Regions from separate parts of the Homo sapiens genome. Here all the other regions are linked to region 1. The links are chromatin contacts, found by Hi-C or POLR2A ChIA-PET in ENCODE. All regions are on one chromosome and are shown on one strand. Each heading gives the region's core, a stretch centred on a gene start or an enhancer-like site at or near the end of the contact. The rest is flanking DNA. Distances are from core to core; before and after follow the strand shown. Region 1 holds the start of TSN (translin). Region 2 holds the start of IWS1 (interacts with SUPT6H, CTD assembly factor 1). Region 3 holds the start of HS6ST1 (heparan sulfate 6-O-sulfotransferase 1).

What was found. A loop is a pair of places that touch in the nucleus more often than their neighbours do. ChIA-PET counts read pairs that join two places held with the same protein, here RNA polymerase II (POLR2A). Pooled maps may share reads with other maps.
Region 2: a map of CD8-positive, alpha-beta T cell shows a loop between it and region 1 (11-fold over the local background). The contact joins the promoter of IWS1 here to the promoter of TSN in region 1. A Hi-C loop is called at or near these places in 2 of 168 maps with a recorded cell type or tissue (CD8-positive, alpha-beta T cell and naive thymus-derived CD4-positive, alpha-beta T cell) and 4 of 50 pooled maps.
Region 3: a loop to region 1 is called in a pooled map, with 6 times the contacts of the local background. The contact joins the promoter of HS6ST1 here to the promoter of TSN in region 1. A Hi-C loop is called at or near these places in 1 of 168 maps with a recorded cell type or tissue (CD4-positive, alpha-beta T cell) and 2 of 50 pooled maps. POLR2A ChIA-PET finds 5 or more read pairs at or near these places in 1 of 52 experiments (T-cell).

What each region holds. Positions count from the first base shown.
Region 1 is chr2:121,753,386-121,758,210 of GRCh38, reverse strand. It overlaps TSN (translin), which reads right to left and starts at 2,560. Exons shown (of 6, transcript NM_004622.3): 1 at 2,366-2,560; 2 at 878-971. The coding sequence starts at 2,431. RefSeq lists an enhancer at 2,506-2,695.
Region 2 is chr2:127,524,364-127,528,903 of GRCh38, reverse strand. It overlaps IWS1 (interacts with SUPT6H, CTD assembly factor 1), which reads left to right and starts at 2,415. Exons shown (of 14, transcript NM_017969.3): 1 at 2,415-2,729. The coding sequence starts at 2,696. RefSeq lists enhancers at 1,816-1,885, 2,126-2,175, 2,436-2,495, 3,026-3,085, 3,096-3,175 and 1 more and silencers at 1,921-2,094, 2,736-2,845.
Region 3 is chr2:128,316,114-128,320,444 of GRCh38, reverse strand. HS6ST1 (heparan sulfate 6-O-sulfotransferase 1) reads left to right here and starts at 1,577. Exons shown (of 2, transcript NM_004807.3): 1 at 1,577-2,408. The coding sequence starts at 1,882. RefSeq lists silencers at 1,235-1,644, 2,339-2,568 and an enhancer at 3,570-3,719.

The DNA.
Region 1 (4,825 bases), core at 1,311-3,810:
TACCTTACAATGAAGGTTCCATGTCTAAACTTGACATATTTTATTTTCATTCAAGAGGCTGATTATAAACACATTAATTTGAGAACATTTTATACTGTTAATCTCATATTAAAAGGTATTCAATCACTGAAAGGCTGGATTCAAATACACACAGGTGCATATACACACATACACACATACACACACACACACACAAAGGGCCAAATAAAAGTCACTAGATAACACAAAAGAGTTACAAACCCTTGGGCCAGGTGCAGTGGCTCACGCCTGTAATCCCAGCACTTTGAGAGGCCCAGCCAGGCGGATCATCTGAGGTCAGGAGTGCAAGACCAGCCTGGCCAACAAAGTGAAACCCCATCTCTAATAAAAATACCAAAAAAAAAAAAAGTAGCTGGGCGTGATGGCGGGCACCTGTAACACCAGCTACTCAGGAGGCTGAGGCAGGAGAATTGCTTGAACCCAGGAGGCGGAGGTTGCAGTGAGCTGAGATGGCACCACTGCACTCCAGCCTGGGCAACAAGAGTGAAACTCCGTCTCAGAAAAAAAAAAAATTAAAAAAATAATAATAAACCCTTTTCCCGCTTACCCTGAGAATACTGTGCTGGCAGAGAGCTGCACTTTTTTTTTCTAAACAGGAAATGGGTTAAGCAATTGTAATTATCATCAGTAGAATGCCCTCGCAATAGAAAACATCTCTGTTTAAACCATACTGTGTGGAAGTGGAAGAAAAATCAACCAAAATTATCAAATCACCTACTTCTTCAATTTTTACTCACCATAAAGCATGATAGCCATTTTTCATTATAAAATGTCTTCTGGATAGAAACTCTCCCTCTAAATAAGAGACTGATAATTGGATACAAAACAAAGAACTTACTGTCCTGAAACCCAGCACCCTGATGGACCCCTTGCAGTAGAGTTAAAATCTCTCGAGCTGTTTGTTCTAAACTCTGTACAACTTTTCTGATTTCCTAGAGAGAATTAAAAATAAAAATCAGATACTCAACAGAATCATTGTCATACACTCACACAAAACACATTAGATAGCTTATGTGATCTATCATAACCAAGTTTGAATCCTGACTTTTCCACTTATTTCCTCTGTAAGACTTCAAAAAGTCACTAAAAAGCCTTAGATTCCTCAGATACCCTTTAAAGAATAATAGCCACCCATTAAACCCAAGTATTCAATTGGGACATTATAATGGATGACGTGTGTGAACGCAACTTGCAAAATGAAGAGTTAAATGCAACACAAGAGTCGGGTATTTCTAATTCTTTTTTCTTTTTTTTTTTTTTTTTGAGACGGAGTCTCGCTCTGTCACCCAGGCTGGAGTGCAGTGGCGCGATCTCAGCTCACCGCAACCTCCGCCTCCCGGGTTCACGCCATTCTCCTGCTTCAGCCTCCCGAGTAGCTGGGATTACAGGTGTGCGCAACCATGCCCAGTTAATGTTCTTTTATATTTTTAGTAGAGACAGGGTTTCCCCATGTTGGCCAGGCTGGTCTCAAACTCCTTACCTCAGGTGATCTGGCCGCCTCGGCCTCCCAAAATGCTGGAATTACAGGCATGAGGCGCCGCTCCCCGCCTCTAATTCATTTTTAAAATATTCACTGAGCATACTTATGTGCGAGGCACTGTGTAAATACCGGGGAACCAAGCACACAATCCCTTCCCTCTGGCGGTTTAACATACAATGAGGGAGAAGATTTTTTTAAAATAATCAATATTACACACATTAAAAAAAGTTAATGTGCTACTAGAAAACATAACAGGAAATAGATCGCTTAGACTGTGACGCCAATGAGATAAATACGAGACAATCAGGAAAAGAACGGGAAAGAAGCAAATTCCAGGAAAAGCAAACAGGCAGGAAGCTATTTGGGGCACTAGAAGAGGTAAAGTGAACATCATACACAAAGACAGAGAGCATAAACGAGATTGAAGAGAAACCATGTGAGCCACAGTAGAGTCTGATTTTTTATCCTGTGTGGCATAGGAAATCACAGGAGAGTTTTAAGCAGATCACATGTGCTTTTAAGACACCAACAAAAATACACGAAACGCTCATTCGCTGAAGACCAGGTGCTAATCGAGCCTTCGATATAAACAAGTGCTGAAAAGAAGGAAAACTGACACAAACGAGGCAAGTGATGCTGAGAAGCTGAGACTCGAACACGGGGAATCAGGACAGAGCAGCAAAATTTTGGGCGGGGGCGGGGAGTGCCTAACCTAAAGCTAGAGGGGAAGCAACCCACCCTCGGAGGCGTCCCCACCGCCCGAGACTGAGCGACAGAGGAGGGCCGGGCGAAGTGGCCCAACTAGGCATGGAAAGGCAAAGGGAATGGGGAAGGGAGGGGGCTCGCCTCTCGGATGTCCTGCTCGGCAGCCAAAAAGCCCTGCAGCTCCACGAAGATCTCGCTCACAGACATGGCGCCGGCTGCACAACAATCAGCCAGTGTAGCAAGGGCGGCCAAGGAAGTGGACGCCGCAGGCAACCAGCGCAATCAATCGCAACGGCCGCCGCTACCGCCGCGTCCCCCCGGTCTTACGCCACGACCGTCGCTAGGGTCCTCCGAGGCTCGCGGCGCGCCGGAGGACGGGCTGTCCGCCGCGCTGCCTGAGGCGCCGTCCGCTGCGTTCGGAACCGAGGCGCGCGTCCAAAGGGCAGAGGAGAGGGAGAGTGGGCGGGGCCTCAGTCTGAGGCCTTCAGACAGGCATCGCCAGAAACAACCTGCGAAGGCGGCCCTCGGAGCACGTGGGCCTGAGGGAGGGCGGGGACGGGCGTGTAGGTGGTGCGGGCAAGTGGGGCTGGTTAGCTTATATGTGTGTATTTATTTCATACACAACAACAGTTGGAGGGAAATATTTGACAACGAAAGAGTATGCACAAAAAACAGGTGCAGAAGAATGTAGAGAGAGTTCAGCCTTCGTGAGAGAGTAGGGGGCCAGTGCATTTCCAAAAAAAAGGAAAATAAAAGTAACGTATGTAGGACTGTGAGTAGGGAATGGATTGGGAGCGAAAATTTTCTGTGTAGATCTTTTAATGTCTTCTCTGTATGGCTGTATTACCTATTTTTAAATTAAACGGCTTTTTTAAGCGTGTGCGGTGGGATGTTTCTCTTTCCACTCACACCTTGTCCTAATTCCCCTTCCATGCCCTATAACGGTTTCCCCTTTCATGCCCTATAACGGTTTCCCCTTTGTTCTTGAAGAGTTATTTCATACACACATACTGTGTGTGTGTTCTTGAACAGTTATTCCATACACAAATACAGTGTGTGTGTGTGTTGCACTCGCCAGATGAATTGGAATGATTCTTATCAACTAAATGATAATTTATTGCTTGCTTTGTTTCTGACATTATTCTAAACTCTTTACATGAAGGATCATATTTAATTCTCATTATATGAGAATAATTTCATGTCCATGAAGAAGACAGTAAGACCACTAGCACCTACATTTTTAAAAAACTATCGGCCGGGCGCAGTGGCTCACACCTGTAATCCCAACACTTTGGGAGGCCAAGGCGGGCAGATCACAAAGTCAGGAGTTCGAGACCAGCCTGACCAACATGGTGAAACTCCGTCTCTACTAAAGATACAAAAACTAGCCGGGCGTGGTGGCGCGCGCCTGTAATCCCGGCAACTCGGGAGACTGAGGCAGAAGAATCGCTTGAACCCGGGAGGCACAGGTTGCAGTTAGCCGAGATCACACCACTGCACTATAGCCTGGGCAACAGACTCCGTCTCAAAAAAAATAAAAAACCCTTTCTTATCTCGTGTTTGTTCTCCCAAAACCCATTCGTCTGTCCTAAAGAATCCTATTTGTTCTCATACAAACTTTCGTCACCTCTCCGTTTTACCTAGAGTTAGGCACACAAGCCACTAACTGGTTTTTTGTTTCTTTCTTTTCTTGTGTGGTTTTCGTTATTGTTGTTTTGTTCTGTTTCATTTTTTGGTCTCATTACGTTGCCCAGTCGGGTCTTGAACTCCTGGGCTCAAGAAATCCTCCTGCCTCAGCCTTTCAAAATGCTGGGATTACAGGTATCAACCACTGCGCCCAGACATAAACCTCTAACCATTTAGTAGGCTAGCTACTTATTTTGCTAGCTCCAGCATCCATGCAAATAAGCCTTTTTTGGGAGTGTCCTATAAAAAGTTTAATTAGACCCTATTAGTCGATGGTGTTGTTGAGTTCTTATATGCCCATGCTGATTTTCTGTTCCGTTAATCTGTCTTTTGTCAGTTTAATTTGCAGGCCCTGGCTGGGCATGGTGGCTCACACCTGTAATCCCACCACTTTAAGAGGCTAACGAGGAGGATCACTTGAGCCCAAGAGTTCGAGACCAGCCTGGGCAACATAGTGAGACCGCCATCTCTACAAAAAATGTTTTGAAAATTGGCTGAACATGGTAGCGCATGCCTGTGGTCCCAGCTACTTCAGAGGCTGAGGTGGGAGGATCACTTGAGCTCAGGATGCCACGGCTGCAGTGAGCCATGATTGTGCCACTGCACTCAAGCCTGGGTGACAGAGTGAGACCCTGCCTCAAATAAATAATTTTTTGGAGGCCCCCATAAACTGAACAAAATATAATAAAGAGAAAGCTTTTCCTTCCCAATACTAGCTTCATAAAGAACTGGAAAGTGTTCCCTTCTGGTCTATTATCTGGAAGAGCTTATGCAGATTGCTGTTTGTTCTTTAAGTAGTTGTAGAATTCTCTGCTGAAACCTTCTCCAACGAAACCTTCTTTGGAGATCTCTTTTGGGGAATTTTTATTGCAAATTCAATTTCCTAATAGTCATAGTGCTACTCAAAGTATCTTT
Region 2 (4,540 bases), core at 1,166-3,665, 5.8 Mb before region 1:
AACCTGATTCAACCCTCTCATTTGATACATGTGGAAACTGAGGCTCATAGAAGGCTGGTAGCTTGTCCCAGCTTACTAAGTACAATAAGCCCAGCGATAGGCCCACAGCCTAGGGCTCTAAGCCCCCAGTCTACAGCTCTGATGGTGCCAGGCTATTTATATTATGCGGCCTCTTGCTCCCTGACATGTTCAGCAGATGGCAGTGTCTTCAGAGTGTCTCCAAATAAATCTTACATTCACTTAGGGAATGCAGCGTCTCTGGGTTATCTGTTAAGGGAGGAAGCATTGTGGACTGCTGCAAGTTTGCCTCTCCATTCTTCTGTCATTAGCACCCTTGGTGTGGGAAACAGCCTATCTTCTGGGTGCCTCCCTACCACCGCCATGGGCCAACTGTACTGGGGTGGGGTGTGATGGGTAAGGAGATGGCAGTCCTGAAAATGTAAGGCAGCCAAGACTCAGAAAGACACATCTGTGCCACTACAGAATTTCTCTACCAGGATCCAGGAGGGACAGCCAGCTGGTAGGAAGGAGCTCTGGGAACTCTCCGTAAGCTGTGTTTACACTGACAACCACACTGCTTTAACTAAGGCTCTGTATTCATTTGAAAGACTTGTCCTGTCTCACTAAATTGTTGGCTTTCTGAGTACAAAAATTAGATCTGATGCTTCTTTGCAGGCTTCTAGAGCTAAGAACATTGTTGTGTGTCCAGAGTGTTTCTATCCTTTCTCCAAACCACCAGTACAGTTAGTTTTAACGCTAAAATTCAGTAATTTTCATCCGGCAATTGCATTGTTTATAACCCAACCACTTTCCTGACTGTTGGACTTACATCTCTGGTGAAACTAAAAGGTTCTCTTCCACTGAACCTCCGCCTGGAATTTTGATCTATTAATCCTGCTCCATTTACACAGGTGTACTCTCACCTTCTCTTTAGAAGAGGGCTTAGAGCCTTGATATCTTCTATCAAGTGATTCGGTTTCGGGCATTGCTAATTCTTTGTTCTTTTGATTCTCAAGACTGCCTGAGAAGATGTCATTCCCACAGCTGAAAAGAAGGAATTTGGATTCAATGCTGTTTCCACCACTTCGGAAAGGAATATCCATGAACTCTCTTGCAGGAAAATGGGAATTTCCAGAGAGAAACCACTTCTCCCCTTTCTTCTCTTCCCACGTCCTCTTCAGGAGCCTATAATTGGGCTCTGCCAGCATACTCTGACTGGCTAACGAAGGGTCAGATATCTGCAGTAGTAACAAAAGGCTCTTTTTCTACATGTCTACACCTCCTGGGGAGTCTTTGCTTAAACCTCTACTGGCCCTCCTCCGATCCAAAGGCAAGAATGTTCCCCTCTCTGTCCAAGACTAAAATGAACAAGTAAGGAAATGGATTTTACTCAGCCTATTGCAATAGGGAGAGCACTCCAGATATGATCAGTGTCTTGGCAGCGTAGTTTTGACTTTTATAGGGAGGAAGGTGGGATGATTGACAGTTGGGATTGTTTTGCAATCAGGAGAAGTTTCAGTCAGGTGAACAGGAAATGTTCTCTGTGTCTAACAAGTTGGGGGGAGGAGAGTTCTAATCTCAACTAATCACTCGATATCATCAGCGGGAATTTGGAAGGTCTGTTTGGCTTTATTAACAGGCTCAGAATAAAGGGGAAAGGTCTCTGGCCTTGTCACAGGCAAACAAGGGGGTCATCTGCACGCGTTTTATCTGAGTCACATGGAGACGGGTGGTTCTTTACAGTGTGCCGTTCCAGAAACACAAATAGATGAGGGGGTTTCTTAATCACCGCTGTTTTCCAGGAACACAGGGCTCAGGTAAAGTTCAACTTCACCTTCCTCCGGTGTTTCATCAGGGGAACCCTTCTGGAAGCAAAGACGTGTACTTCTTACTGTTGGCTAAATGGCTTCTTAACAAGGAAATTAAATCGTTGTTTAGAATGAAAGAGAGGAAGACGCCGGGAGAGGAGGCGCTGTGGATCGCGCCAGTTAGTAACGCATCACAGCTCGCGGGCGTCATACTACAAGTCCCAGTGAGCAACGCCCGCTTTCTTGCCTACTGCGGGCGGGAACCAGGCGCCTCTGGGCCTGACGGGAAAGACAGTGGTTTGGCTGAATGACGGAAAAGTCATTTGAGCAGGTCTTCATTTTTCGGAAGAGTATCTCAAAAGCTCTTCAAACAAGGCACGGACACAGAATCTAGGAAATGATAAAGAATCAATGATAACGTTATTACCACGGGGGTCAGACCAGGATCCACCCGAGGAAGGTATTTAACTAAAGCCCGAGTTCCAGCTCAATTTTCCCAGGAGTCTCCTTTCCGGCCGTGCCTGGCGTCATTGCTGTTGCGTCTTCTCATTGGCCGGTTGACGGGTTGCGGCGCCTGCGCGCTGCATTCCTTTGAGGGTCGTGGGCAGACGCCATTTTGGCCCCAGCGGTGCTTCTAGGAAGTAGAACGCCGGCTCGCATGCCTGCCCGCCCGCCAGCCTGCCGGGTACGGCCTTTTCCGCCGGGGCTTCCAGGTCAAAGAATTCGCCTTTGCCGCTACCGCTTTCTTACCCTCCGCACCCGTTAAGTTCTCCGGTCGGGCGGCAGTCTCTGAACACTTAGCCGCGCCATCCGGGGTCACACCGCCTGGAAGGAGGTGACGGGGGCGGCGCGGGGCGCGGACACTCCCCGCTGAGAGTCCGCCTGCCATGGACTCGGAATATTACAGCGGCGACCAGTCAGGTGGGGCAGGGACCTGGGGGACCGGGCTGGGAGGCGGAGCAGTTACTCGGCGGGGCTTGGCCTGGCACCCCGCGGGTGGGGGCAAGGAGGCCCCCCGAAACCTTCCCTCCCGCGACCCGGCCCGAGGAGGGCAAGAGCCCTCTGACCAGCTGCAAGCGTCGAAGCTAGAACGTTGGAGAGGGGATTCTGGTGGGAAAGCTTTCTTCTGAATCGGCGAAGGTTTTTGCTGAAATTGGGAAGTCACTTTCATATGTTAAGCTCCTATTGTGTGCAGGGAAGGAGAGGTGTCTTCTGTTAAGAGAGTTTTCAGTAGTTGAGTAGTTGGAGAATCCAAGGGGCGTTGGGGCGGGGGATCCTTCCTAGACTTTTCACTGCTAGTTAGGAGTGGTTTAATCTTGCTTGCAACACCGGACGTAAGTGCAGGACCCATGTTTCAGTTGCATGCATAGAGTAAGGAATGCGCTTCTGGCACTTACTGGTGGTTTTTGTGCCTTTCCTCCACCTTGAGATCGTTCCTCTTCCTCCTCACCGAAGTTTGGTCTCCTTTCTTTACTGTTTGTTTATTCTGTAAGCTGTTACTGGGGCCCACTCTGCTGGCACGGTGCTTGGCACCTGAGATTAAGGATAAGTGAGGCAGAACCTGGTGTGGGAAACACGTCGCATTTGCTTTCCCTTTGTGTGCTAGTCCTGTTGGGGCGTTCTGTTACAAAAGTTCTTAAATACACCATAAATAAATACACCCTCTATGTACCCACAAAAATTGAAAATTAAAAAGAAAACTTGAGTGCTTAAATAATTGTTTAAGCGTTAAGCCCTTTACTGTTTTGAGTTCATTGCTTTTCCTTACGTAGGACAGTGAATTCTAATGACTGCAAAGCGTTTTCCAGGCATGCACTGCTTAAAAACACTTTCCTAAGCCAGGTGCGGTGGATTATGCCTGTAATCCCAGCACTTTGGGAGGCGTAGGCGGCCGATGGCTTGAGCCCAGGAGTTCGAGACCAGCCTGGGCAACATAGTGAGACCAACACCACCCCCACCCCCCATGCCCGTACCCCACCCCCCTACGCCCCTACCCCACCCCCCTACTTCGTCTCTACAAAAAAATGCAAAAATTAGCCGAGTGTGGTGGCATACACCTGTAGTCCCAGTTACTCAGGAGGCTGAAGTGGGAGGATCCTTTGAGCCCTGAGCCCGGGAGGCAGAGGTTGCAGTGAGCGGAAGTTGCACCACTGCACTCCAAGCCTGGGCGACAGAGCAAGACTCTGTCTCAAAAAAAACAAAAACAAAAACAAAAACAAAAAAACACTTTCCTGATACTTTCAGAATAGTTTTTTTTCCATTCATTTGTGTTTTTAAGTTACTTTTTAAAAAGTAGACCGAGCACGGTGGCAAACACCTGAGGTCAGGAGTTTGAGACCAGCCTGGCCAACGTGGTGAAGCCCATCTCTACTAAAAATACAAAAAATTAGCCAGGCGTGGTGGCGGGCACCTGTAATCCCAGCTACTCAGGAGGCTGAGGCAGGAGAATCACTTGTTGAACCCGGGGGGGTGGAGGTTGCAGTGAGCTGAGATCACACCATTGCACTCCAGCCTGGGCCAAAAGAGCAAAACTGTGTCTCCAAAAAAAAAAAAAGTAATTATATGTAATACATGTATATAGGTTAAAATACGATTTTACTCTGTATTTTTTAAAGTATTGGGGCTGGGTGTAATCCCAGCACTTTAGGAGGCAAAGGCAGGAGGATTGCTTGAGGCCAGGAGTTTGAGACCAGCCTGGGCAACATAGCAAGACCCCATCTCTACAAAAATAT
Region 3 (4,331 bases), core at 328-2,827, 6.6 Mb before region 1:
GTGTCCCATGGGGACTGCACCCCCACTCCTATAGGAATGAGTCACTTCTGGAGAAGCTTGTCCAAGCTGCCCCCAGGACCCTCGGGCCAGGGACAGTTTTAAAGCAGCCTACAAGATGAGCAGGGGCTTTGGGGCCCTAGGTCCCACTGAGGACCCCACACCATGGACTCCAGGGTGCGCTGGGCTGTGTTGAGGGTTCTGCACCCGCCTGTCCACAGCGGATATTCTTGCGGTCCCTTTGGAAAATGCATGCCGCCCGCTCAGCTGGGTTTGGGGTGTTGGTTTTTCCAGCTCTCTGGGTTTGCTTCCAGGAGGGCTTTCTGGTGTGATGTTGTCTACGTTTAACAGCTTTACTGAGGCATAATTGACACCCCATGATCGCTTCCGGTCCCTAACAGAACGGAAGGCAGGGCACCACCCCGCCTCCCCCCCCACCCCGTCCCCGGCAGGGCTTGACGTGGACACTGGGAGCCCACGCCTGGCAGCCAGACTCGCTCCCAGAGCCCTCGCTGGCCTGAACCAACACACTAGGGCCCACCGCGGCCGGCCCTGCAGCTGTGAGATCCTGGCAGGTCCCAGCCCCACTCCTGCGCTTCCGACGGGCTGCAGCCTCCGAGTACTGCCAGAGCCCAAGCAGTGTGAGTGGGCACCTGGCGGGACCCCCCGCCCCACGAATGCCGCGCGTGCTTGCCAGGCTGGGCGGCGGCGAGTGAGGAGCCCGCACCACCCGGCCCACACACGAGCCAACGTGGAGCGAGCCCTCCGCAGCCAGGTTGGGCCCGGGCCGCTGGACTCTCCAACCAACCCACGAAAGACAGAATATTTGGTGGGCACTCACGATTCTTAAGAATTGGCTCAATGTTTTATAACTCTTTCATTGGAGTATAATAAACATGGATGGGGGAAAATGCACCTCGTCTGATATTCTTTTCAAACAAGGAGGAAGCCATAAAGCCGCTCCGCAGGCCTCTGCAGACAGCCCAACATCTCTTCAATGCGGGGCTGCGGGGCACTGTCCCAAAGCCAGCCGCAGGGGTGAGGGGGTCGAGCAGGAAAGGAAAGCCTCGCTTTCCCTCTCGGTCCTGGTGGTGGGCGGCCCCCGCCGCCCTGGTCCCTGGAAGTGCAGCCCAGTAGGCTAGCGTCTAACTTCAGCGCCCCAGCGTGCAAGGTCAAGGCCTTTCCTCCCGCGCGGGCTGCGGGGACGTGGGCGGCTGGGACTTGGGGAGGAGGGGGTACGGACCCAGGCTCCAGAAGCGCCAGCCGCCGCGCCCCCTCACCGCGGCCCCCGCCAGGAGAGCCTCCCACGCCTCGGCTCCGCACTGCCGGTTGGTCCCCCACTCCCCTGAGGGCGGAATCACTTCCCAGTCGCTGGCTGCCCGCCTGCTAGCGGCCTCGCCACCGCAGCAGACCCAGGTCCCGCGCCCAGCACCCGCGGCGAACCCCGGCACTCCGGAGGCGGGGCCGAGGATCGGCGCGGGCGGCGACGGCAAGAGACGCCACGGGGGCGGGCCAGGGGCGGACCGGGGCGGGGCGGCGGCGGCGGACTGCGGAGACGCGGCGGCGCGCGGGGCGGCGCAGAGCGTTCTCGGCGCGGAGTGGAGCGGAGCGGGCTGGTGCTGGGGGCGCGGAGAGCGCTGTGCTGGCCGGGGCCGGGAGCGGGGCCGAGCGGGAGCGGAGTCGGGCGTCGGGCCCGGGGAGCCGGGGCCGGGCGGGGAGCAGCCATGGCACCGCGGAGGGTCGGGGCCCGCGCCGCTGCGGGCGGCCTGGGCGCCGAGTAGCCGGGCCGGGCCGGAGCGCGGGCGGCGGCGGAGGCAGCTGCGCCCGCGCCTCCTGCCCTCCCAGGCCCCGCGCCCCGCGCCCGGGCCCCGGCGATGGTGACACATGCGGCGGCGGCGCGCCGGCGGCAGGACCATGGTTGAGCGCGCCAGCAAGTTCGTGCTGGTGGTGGCGGGCTCGGTGTGCTTCATGCTCATCTTGTACCAGTACGCGGGCCCAGGACTGAGCCTGGGCGCGCCCGGCGGCCGCGCGCCGCCCGACGACCTGGACCTGTTCCCCACACCCGACCCCCACTACGAGAAGAAGTACTACTTCCCGGTCCGCGAGCTGGAGCGCTCGCTGCGCTTCGACATGAAGGGCGACGACGTGATCGTCTTCCTGCACATCCAGAAGACGGGCGGCACCACCTTCGGCCGCCACCTCGTGCAGAACGTACGCCTCGAGGTGCCGTGCGACTGCCGGCCCGGCCAGAAGAAGTGCACCTGCTACCGGCCCAACCGCCGCGAGACTTGGCTCTTCTCCCGCTTCTCCACCGGCTGGAGCTGCGGGCTGCACGCCGACTGGACCGAGCTCACCAACTGCGTGCCCGGCGTGCTGGACCGCCGCGACTCCGCCGCGCTGCGCACGCCCAGGTGAGCGCCCGGGCGGCGGGATCCTCGCGCAGCTGCGCCCCCGAGGCCGGGCCGTATGCCCGCCGTGCTGTACTGGGTCGGCCCTGCCTTCCCTACCCCCTTCTGCCCTCTTGGGGGCCCCCACTCGCCGGCACCCCTCCCGACCTGCCGAGCGCCCGAGGCTCCCAGCTCCTCTGGGTGAGCCGGCTGTCACCGCGCTTTCTGACCTCGCTCTCACTCTCTTCCTTGCCTTGTGCTGCCCTACTGCCGGCTTGACTGCGCAGCGCCCGGGTTTTCTCCAGGGTCCCCGCCCGCTGCCCTCGGGCCACCTTACCTGCTGTGCGCCGTGAGGTCTGGCCCGCCGGACTTGGGGACGCGGGCTTCTGGGTGTGTGCGTGGCCTACCTGGAGTGTTGGCTTCCCCGTGCCGCTTCGGTGCTGTGGTCCCAAAAGTGGAAGTGAGAGTAGTGAGGTGCCGCCCCTGTGCCTGGAGTGCCTGCCTTCAGAGGGTGGGGGAGCTGCCAGGGAAGGGGGCTGGCTCTGCCCGCCTGCCTGCCGGTGTGTGCAGGTAGAACAAAGGCCCTGTTGACCTGGGGCTGGGGGCGGGGAGGAGGCAGTACCGCCTGTCCTCCCAGTGGGGCCTGCCAGCCGAATTCTTCCAGGCACAGGCTTGCCTGGAGAGAGGAACAAAAGCCACCCGATGGGGGACCACCTTCCCCAGGAAGCTACCAGCCAGGTTGGGGGTAGTTGAGCTGGTCCAGGGAACCTGTGCTGCCACACCCCTTCTCTGGGGTCCCCCAGCCCCATGTCAGAGCTGAGCTGCGTGAGGACACAGAGCATGGGAGGGGTGCCGGGGCAGCTCTTCTGGGAAGCCGTTTGTAGGGGAACCTGGGGTGCTGCTGGGTTTCCAGCAGTTAAAGTTGGGGTTATTTTCCTCCTGTTCCTGTTGGTGCCCATTCGTCCTGCAGGGATGCCCTGCGGGGCCTTTCTCCCCAAAGTCTGGGCTGGGAAGGGCCAGGAGCAGGGCTTCTTGTCTGCCTTTTGTTTCTCTTCCAAATTTGCCTTAGGACTGAATTTGCAGACAGGCTGGTGGTAGGAGGCTGGGCGGTTGTAGGCGTGTTGGCTGGCACTCTTGGGTCCAGAGGCTGTAGGCTCTCAGGTGTGCCTGGGGAGCCTGGAAGGTCCAGCCAGCCTGGAGCTGAGCAGAGTCCGAGACACTGCTCCCCTGCACAGACCTCAATCCTTGCTCTGTGGTCTTTCTCAGGCTGTCAGGAAATTGGGGTCCTAGAGTTGGAGGGGCATCTTCCCACTTTTCTTTCTCCCCCCTCCCCCAACTGTACACACACACACCCACACACACACACACACTGCAGCTCCCAGCCTGGGAGGTGATGTTCTGAGCCTCTTACAGCCACATTCTACACTTGGCGGTCACAGAGCTGCCTGTCTAGGGCCCCTGAAGGATTGCTTCCGGCCCAGCACTTAGTCTGCTCTGCACAGATGCACGTTCCTGCTGCAGGGCCCCCCTAACCCTGGTCCAGCTTCTCTGTGCTAGGCTCAGCTGTGCCTGGGACCACAGCCATGCCCCCACCCACCCTTCCACCAGTCAGAGCAGTAGGCTCCCAGAGTTGGTCACTGACCAATACCAACAGACGCCTCCCTACCTGTGGGGGGTGCAAGGATGGGGGTCACCCCCTTTGCCAGAGGGACTTAGCTCGGCAGCCTAAGAGGATTGCGTGGAAGCTTCGGGCCGCCAAGAAGCCGGAGCTTTTGAAACAAGCCTGCTCAGCAGAGGCCACCTCAGCCCTAGATTGCAACCAGGATGCTCTTCCTGCAGCCCCGCACGCCTGTGGGTCCCCAGGGTGAAGAGCCTTGGCCTCCTTTCTCTGGAGTTTGTCCATGAGAGTGGGAGGACCAGGTGGGGCCGATGGGGCCCCAGGTGCTA